Regions from separate parts of the Homo sapiens genome. Here region 1 is linked to region 2. Evidence: chromatin contacts called from ENCODE Hi-C or POLR2A ChIA-PET data. All regions are on one chromosome and are shown on one strand. The core of a region is the stretch at or near the end of the contact, and the rest is flanking DNA. Distances in the headings are between cores, read along the strand shown. Region 1 overlaps TGFBR3 (transforming growth factor beta receptor 3). Region 2 overlaps TGFBR3 (transforming growth factor beta receptor 3).

Region 1 (4,105 bases), core at 272-2,771, 41 kb before region 2:
AAAAAATAGATTTCCCACGTGACTGAGGTTATAGGAGTGAGAAATCTTGGATTATGCAAGGACTCTTTGATTGGAAGAAGGACATTTTGAGATGAGATTTATTTTAAGATATAGTAAAAAAAAACCTAGTATACAACTTTTTGTTTTTTTCTAAACTAACCCTTTTCGGGGGTGACAGGATGGGGTGTGGACTAGAAGCAATACCAAACTTTTAAGTATCAAATCTTCACTCAGAAGAAAAAAAATGTCTTCAGGGTGAAAGAATAGCTCAAATGCGAAAAGCCTGATAGTTATATAATTTGAGAGTAGGGTCTGGCATATTATAGAGGACTCCGAGAGCCTGATCCAAGCAGCCTGCCATTTTCATCACCCCAGGATTATCTGTAAGGACAACTTTACTGTCTGTCACCTGCCAGGTCTCAGCCTGGCCCTTGTGAGTGCCAGGAAGTTTGTGTCCTCTGTTTTGCCAAGCTTAATTAGCTCTAGAAATACCCTATCAAAGGCTGTCTGGCAGTGTTCCATTAATGGTATGGGGTGAATTCAAAAGCACTAATTAATTGTTAGATTATTTGCAAAGCCCATGCTGAAAAACCTAATGCCTGCAGGAGAAAGTTGGCAGAGAGACGGTACAGAGATTAGCTTGGACCTTACCCGGCTCAATTGCGTTTTGGAATTGGGCCAAGAGGGGAGTTGCTTTTCTTTTTGGAGAAGTGCTTGTGGCTATATTGTTTTCTAAACTGCCAGTGTACTGCTCTAGGCTCTCCGTGAGGGAGCTCATATGGACACTTGCAGACCTAGAGAGCCCAGAGACCATCTTCAAGAGGTTTTGTTTATTTTTGTTTTGTGAGAGAAACACAATTGTTTAACTTTCATTAACTAAATAAATTCTTCGCAAGGGCCTCTTCTTAAATAGAGGAAAAGGAACTCTAGTTTGTAGTGTAACAATTCAGGTTTTAAGTGTTAAATGTTCAAAGGAGCCAGGATCAGGGCTTTAAATAGTTTTTTCTTCTTAAAATAAAACAAGTCAGGTTCCTCATGTCCTCTGTTTAGGTGGCCCAGGTCAGCAAAAAGTGAATTTTCCAACTGCTACTGCAGTTGGAAGATGCTGTTTAAAAAAATCTTCATTTGAAATCAAGTGCATGCCAATTTAAGGTCAGGGTATACTACATGCAGGAAAGGAAGAAACAGGTAAACAGGTTTGCATTATTTTGCTACATTTGACATATAGAATGATAACACCTATAATTAACTCAGCTTGACAAATTGTAGACAAATAATAGAAGTCCCTGTCCCTTATAGATGAGAGAGATTTGAGGCTTTTGGAGCCAAGTGCCAGTTTCTGTTGACTCTGAAGGCAACGGAGACAGCTGAAGATCAAAGTATAGAAGGATATTTCAGACTTATCTAAAAGCCAATTGAGTGTTATATAAGGGAGCTGTGTGTAGCTCTGTTTGAAAACATCCATCCAGTAATCTTCCAGTTCCTGAGCCTGGCCCTGCCTCCTGTTGACAGGCCTCAGCGTCTTTTTCTTGTCCTTTTGGGCTTGAGCAACATGTGAGTAAGTACTTATGTACAAATCCCAGACCAAATCTTACTTTATTAACATGATTCAGAAGAAAAGAATTCTAATGAAAAATTTCAGAGGACTGTGCCGAAACATTTCGTGATGTTGTCAGATCTCCCTGAACTCAGGAAAGGCCCCCAAAAATCTATTATTTCTGTTTATTACTCAACTTGGAAAAAGCTTACAAGAATGCCTCAGGAGAGTATGCACTGGTTGAGGAATTTATTCCTGGGTGTACAGCATCCCCTACGTTTACTCTGTGTGAGGCGGGCTATCCTGAAACCCTGGGCAACCTGCCTGCTCCTCAGCCAGCAGGTCTAGAGTAGCAGCTTAGTATTTTTAACCCTTTCTGTCATATGACTCCCAGCCAACTTTTTGAGTTGATAGAAACACAGATCTGAGAGCTATGAGGAATTATGAAAGCCTTTGTACTGACAAAAGACTATGATTTTTCTTTGCTGCTTTATTATGGTTAAAAGGTCTCATTATGCTTTTATTTTGGAGAGGTAATTCTGTATAACAAGACCTACTTGTATATCCCAGTTAGGTTGTGAGATATCATGAATAACATTACAACTGATAGTTAAATTGAAGACTTTAAATGATTTTCCTCAAAAAGATAAAACTAAATTCAAGGTTATTCTAAAATAAGTATGGTTATTTGCATTTAAAAATATTTCAAAGGGAGAAAGAGAAGTTAGGATTACAAGTGATAGAATGAAAAGTGCTCATAATTTGTTGCCTGTAGTATCTGTTTTGCTATTCATGAACATGGTACACCCATTCATTTGTTTAGGTTTTCCTTAATTTCTTTCAGCACTGCTTTTGTAGTTTTCACTAGTTTCTTTTGAAGACTCTAGTGTGTCCAAATGTGAACAAGATTCATCATGTCTGTCTTATTAGAATTATGTTTAAGAACCTCTGTTTTAGAGCTGTAATGCTATCCTCTTCAATCTACTCTTCATTAATAATGATGAAAACTGATACTCCCTCTGACTTTCCTGGAGAGTGAGCTCAGGGGTGTGTAACTAAGGCTATTGCTAAAGTGAGTTATCGGCCTGGCTGCCTTTGCTCTAAGTTGTAGGAACTCAAAGCTCAGTGTGTACTGTGAGATATGTTCTTTAAGGCTGAAGGCTAGTGTTGCTGAGCAAGAGATGTAGTAAAATGAATATCCTTGTTCCTTTGGACTAAATGTCAGAGTTAGAGGCAGTCTTGGAACCCAAAGATTGGATGTTGTGCCTTTCCATCAGGCCGTTGGGCTTTCCCAGCAGAGTTTCGCTGGAACAGAGTCACTCCAGTGAACTTTCATTTTGGACTTGTAACAAAAGGATTTTGTAGAGATTTTACCCTCTGAATGTGGGTAATACCTGAGGGCTTTATCAAGATGAAGAGTAACTTTGTTGGGTTGCTGCACCTTTATTTAGGGAAAGTAATTCTCCACCACAGTGTCAAGAGTGGTCTTGACAGAGACATATGAAAGGTCAGAGAGTCAGGATCGTGCACTAGTTGTGACCTTGGGTTTTGGATTCAGGCACACAGGTTCAGGTCCAGATCATAGGCTGTGTGACCACAGGCTCAGTGTCCTCATTTGTAAAATTGAAGTATCAGTAGTTCCTGTCTCAGTTGTGTTCTTGTGAGGATTATAAATGAGATAATGCATATAAACCAGAGGATCACGTTTATTATGAATGAAACTACTGGAAATAGTATTCTTTGAAAATGTTACCATAGTACTTACCTAGTTTGGACTGCTATAACAAAGTCACATATAAGTCACACATAGATTGTATGTCTTATAAACAACAGAAATGTATTTTTCTCACAGTGCTGGAGGCTGTAAGTCTGTGATCAAGATGCCAGCATGGTTAGGTTCTGGAAAGGGCCTTTTCCAAATTGCAGACTGATGACTTTTCATTGTATCCTCACATGGATACAGTCCTCAAAAAGACAAACTAGAGAGTTCTCTGGAGTCTCTTTTAAGACACTCATACCATTCATGAGAGCGCTGTCCTCATGACCTAATTGCTCCACCTGTTAGCGTGCCCCATCTCCCAATACCATCACACTGGGGTTAGGATTTTAACATACAAATTTTAGGGGGGTACACATTCAGTCCGTAACACATGGTGGACATATTTAATCAGTCTTTTAAGTTGCAGTTCTATTATTCAGGCATATTTTTGGTACAAAAATTAGATCTGATCCTGAAATATAATGTTGCTGTTAAACAGACTTTATTGATGCCCAGTTTCTTTATTTTCCGTAAGTTTTACTTAGAGCAGTACAGTGGAAATACCACAGTGGTACAATGGGAGTGATGGAGTTGGGAGAGGGTGTGGATAAGAAGTGCTCTCCCTGCCCCCCAACTTTTTGTTTTGTTTTGTTTTGGAGATTTGAGTCCCAGTTTTGTGGTTTGCAGAGCTTTTGTTGCCTTATCTATACAATACTGCTAATTATACCTATTCCTTTGATTTGATGAGGATAAAATACTTGTAAAGCAGCCAGAAGTTTATGGCACATAGTAGTTAGGTCTTCAAAAAG
Region 2 (4,079 bases), core at 1,252-3,751:
TGTGTCAACTTGGTATGCATTGGTATTTAGAATGCTTGAGGATCACATTTATTAAATGTGAAAATTACTTACTATGTCTTCTCCAAAACATTACCCCCCCCGCCAGTATTTTTGTCCATGTTGCATGAGGTGTGATATTAGTAATTTCTTTTGGCACTGATTAAATTTAAAGTCTGTGCAGCAAATGCATCTGTTCCCAAATGCTTTGTCTGCGTTCTGTCGAGTTTTGGAGCTGGCCCACCGCCAGCAGGGATGTGGGGGTTCTGTAACTGAGATTGGAATGCTGTGTTGCAGCTAAAGGACATAATGAAAGGGTGAGTCCATTTGATTTTTTTCTTTAAGTGGAACTGGGAATTTAGACATTGATGTTATAGCGAGATCTTAGGAACGTTTCCCATGTGTCCAGATAAGCAAGCATTAGTGAAAAGGATGGAGGAGGGCATTTGGTAAAATGAGAAACGAGTTTCATTAAGTTCATGAAGTCTTTTAAGTCAACCAAAGGTGATACGTGTGAACCGAGCAGTTTATTTTATTTTAGTAGATATGAATGAATGTTTACATTTGGCCTATGCATCTGTTCACCCAGTCCTGAGGCGAGGAACTGGAAAGTACAAGGCAGAGGCAGGTGGTGCTCTGCCAGGGGAAAAGTCTGGAGCTGGAGTCTCAGAGACCCAGGTTCAAATCCCCTATTGCCACTTCCTGCTGATGTGTTTCTTAGCCTCTCATGAGCTCCAGTTTCCCATCACTCTAAAATGAGGGCATTAACACTGTCTTCACAGTGGTATTGTGAGAATCAGAAACATGTACAAGATGTGTGGCCCCTAGTGGTGTGGTAACCATACATATGAAGAGTTAACCCCCAGCTTCTCACACAAGGCAGCGGCCCAGGGAGCCACCATGTGCTTCACAGTGTGGCCTCAGGTGGCCCAGCTGCTGAGCACCCGAGCGGTGGGGGCCTGCTTTGTGAAGGAGGCTGGTTTGGCAGTGGCCTTGGCAGTGTGGCCGTGGTCTGGGCCACCTGGGGAGTTTCTCACCAGAGTTTATTTGAATTTGTGCTGTCTTCAGGTCAGTAAATATTTTTGTCAGTAGAAGTAGCATCTTGTGGGTGAAGGGGGCTGTGCCTCTGTGCTGGTGGCCGAGGAGAGTGTACCAAACAGAAGAGCAGAGCCTGACTTCAGTTCAAACAAGACACGACACCCGGCAAGATTTTGAGATCAGATTTCTCGAGTAAGCCAGCAGGGGAGGATTAAACTCAGCTCACACTTTGAGTCCAAGGAAAAGTTAGATTTCTTTGGGAGCTACCCTTAAGGAATCTTGTACTCGTCACATACCAGATGCCCAGAATGAACTGAAATATCCAGATTGGGAGGCACCAGTGAGGATTGTCTCTGGAGGTGAATCCATATGGACATTACTGCCAGGAAGCACTTTTCTGAAATACACATTCTACCTCTGTGTGGCTCACAACAGTTTACTTATAGTGGGTTATAGAGTTTCTGTGAGGCTTTGGATGAAGTATCTGCAACATGCCTTTTCATGATAGAGTATGGTGTGAAGTGAGCACGCGTGTGTGCTTATGAGCATTGTTGCTTTCAGGTGTGTTCTTTCGTCATCGTCCACGCCCTGGTTGATCCTTACGTGGTAACACAGCTTTTGCTGTGCTGCTGATAAGGAGCATCATCAGAGCATGTCACTCACTTGGCTCTTGACTGCAGGGAAGAGATTGCGTAGGGAAGACGGGATGTGGGTTTTCAGCCGTGGCCACAGGAGACACTCCCAGCCTTTTGAGGCTGCCGGTGAGGGCCTACAGTAGCAGCTCCAGAGCTCACAGGTCACCACAAAAGTGAGCAGATGAGTCAGATGGGGTTTCGGAGCATGTTTTCCTGGTTTCCAAGCCTTCGTGGCTGGGAGGTGCTATACTCGGGCCCCATGGTGGTCAAGTGAGAATCTGAGCCACTGTGTTAACTCAGGCACTTGTGCTAGAGCCTGTGGGGTGGATCATGCTGTTCCCAGGTGGAAGCCTTCCTGAATGGAGCTGGCCCTGGCATTGTGCAGACAGATTGCGGAAGGAACCACTATGAGGCCAAGGGGGAAGGATGGGAGACAGGTTCATGAGCTGGCTGTGGCAGAGGGAAAGGGACAGGAAGGCTAGGGCCTGACCCAGAAGTGGCAGGATGAGGCTGGGGCTGTGGTGTGCCAACGGAGAGATAGAGGATTGTCCTGCCACCTGGAGAGAGGGGATTGGCCAGAAGAGTGTCCGGGAAGAGAAGACAAAAACAGATTTGTGTTTCCTGCTTTCTGTGACAGTTGAAGGTGGGGAAGCCCCAACTGGGACTTGATTCTTAGCAACCAAAAATGCCACCTCCTTCATTTCATGGTTGGTGTTTTTTTTTTCTGCCCCTTTTAGTATAAGAGTGAGGCTTTGGCTCTCAGGTAAAGAGTGAAAGCAGGAAGTCTGAGACAGACAGTCCCTTATTGGCACAAAGCCCATGCAGCATGCATCACCCCATGGTTCTTCCCCATTTCTCAGCGATAATTGAGTGTCTGTTTTGTGCCAGATACTGTGCTGGGGTGAGGCAGGCAGCAGCAGACAGAGTGGTTGGGTTCTGTTCTTTCGTGGTGTTTGCAGTCTTTGGGAGCATGTAGATGTGAAACCAATAATTGCACAAATAATTATGTACATCTCATCACAGGAAGTGCTGTGGAGAGAAACGGAGAGTACCATGAGAGTATGAAAAAATACAGATCTAACACAGTGAGGGAGGTTTGGGGAGCTTCCTTGAGAGATCAGTAGAATGAGCAGGAGTTTGTCAGGCCATGGTGGTGGGAAGGAACAGAAACGGTGGGGAATGTGTTCCTGGAGGAAACCTTGCTATTCAGAGGCTCCTTTGGGACAAAGGTTGGCACTTCTGATGAAATAAAAGAAGGCAAGTACATTAATTAGGGTAGGTTAAGCTACAAATGTCAGAAAACCCAAAATAACATTGGCTTATATAAAAAAAAGAGTTTACATTTGTTTCCTATTAAAAAAAAAAAAGCAGTTCAGAGCTGATCCCGTGGCTCCATGTTCATCAAGTACCCAGGTGGCTTCTCAGTTGCTGTGCCCTCCTCAGCATGCTGCTTCTGTCTCATGGCCCCAAAGGCTTGCTCTAGTGCTGCCTGTTACATCCACATTCCAACCAGCAGTCAGAAGGAAATGGCAGAAGAACTGACCTCCTTCCCTTCATACAGGAAGCTGCCAGCTGCTAGCGGGATTGGGAAACATAGCTTTCGTTCTGGGTGGCTGTGTGTCCAGCTGGCACTTGAAGAAAGGAGAATGATGGCTATAGGGAGACAGTGAGCACTTCTGTGCTTCACCAGAATGGCCAAAACACGGGAGCAAGTGTCCGAGGAATGAGAGACGGGGCCGTGGCAGGAAGCAGGGCCAGATCTTGGAGGGCCTTGTAAGTCACGTTGAGGTTTTGGGGCTTCATCTGGACAGCAGAGATGGAGTGATAAGTCTTTTAAAGCAGAGAAAAGCAGGATCAGACTTGGGTTTTTCAGATCAGTTTGGCTGCTCTATAGAAGACATTTTGGTGGAGATAAGAATTAAGAGCATCTTGCAGTAATCAGGGAACGAGAGACGATGGTGCCCATGGAGATGGAGAGGAGGGGTCAGAGTTGAGTGGCCAGAGAGAGAATCCATTGGGTGAGGAGAGGGAAGGGGTGATGTTGGGGCACCTCCCCCAGGTTGGTGCCAGGTGTACGTAGGAAGAGGCTGGTGCCATTTACTTAGGGAGGGAATGAAGGAGGAACAACAGGCACGAGGGGTAAAGATCCTGAGTTCTGCATGTTGAGATTGGGTGTCCATGAGACAAAAGTAGATGGTGAAGGAGCTGTTGAATATTCAGGCCTGGAGCTTAGAAAAAGAAGTATGGGCCAGGCATGGTGGCTCACGCCTGTAATCCCAGCACTTCAGGAGGCCAACGCAGGTGGATCACATGAGGCCAGGAGTTCGAGACCAGCCTGGCCAATATGATGAAACCCCATCTCTATTGAAAATACAAAAATTAGCTGGGTGTGATGGCGGGCGCCTGTAA

Evidence for each region. A loop is a pair of places that touch in the nucleus more often than their neighbours do. ChIA-PET counts read pairs that join two places held with the same protein, here RNA polymerase II (POLR2A). Pooled maps may share reads with other maps.
Region 1: a loop to region 2 is called in a map of astrocyte of the cerebellum, with 4 times the contacts of the local background. The contact joins two enhancer-like sites. A Hi-C loop is called at or near these places in 8 of 168 maps with a recorded cell type or tissue (MCF 10A, astrocyte of the cerebellum, endothelial cell of hepatic sinusoid and 5 more), 1 of 37 single-sample maps with no recorded cell type and 5 of 50 pooled maps. POLR2A ChIA-PET finds 5 or more read pairs at or near these places in 10 of 52 experiments (AG04450, CD8-positive, alpha-beta memory T cell, H1 and 7 more).

Annotation. Positions count from the first base shown.
Region 1 is chr1:91,842,732-91,846,836 of GRCh38, reverse strand. All of the region lies in intron 2 of TGFBR3 (transforming growth factor beta receptor 3), which reads left to right. Among named protein-coding and RNA genes, the nearest start is that of TGFBR3, 41 kb to the left of the region's middle. Within about 2 kb of position 1,521, at least 21 of the 41 ENCODE cell types and tissues checked have a DNase peak (open chromatin) inside an H3K27ac peak, as active enhancers do; they include gastrocnemius medialis and psoas muscle, where a contact is called at or near this core.
Region 2 is chr1:91,802,498-91,806,576 of GRCh38, reverse strand. All of the region lies in intron 2 of TGFBR3 (transforming growth factor beta receptor 3), which reads left to right. Among named protein-coding and RNA genes, the nearest start is that of TGFBR3, 82 kb to the left of the region's middle. RefSeq lists an enhancer at 2,542-2,811. Within about 2 kb of position 2,501, at least 16 of the 41 ENCODE cell types and tissues checked have a DNase peak (open chromatin) inside an H3K27ac peak, as active enhancers do; they include gastrocnemius medialis and psoas muscle, where a contact is called at or near this core.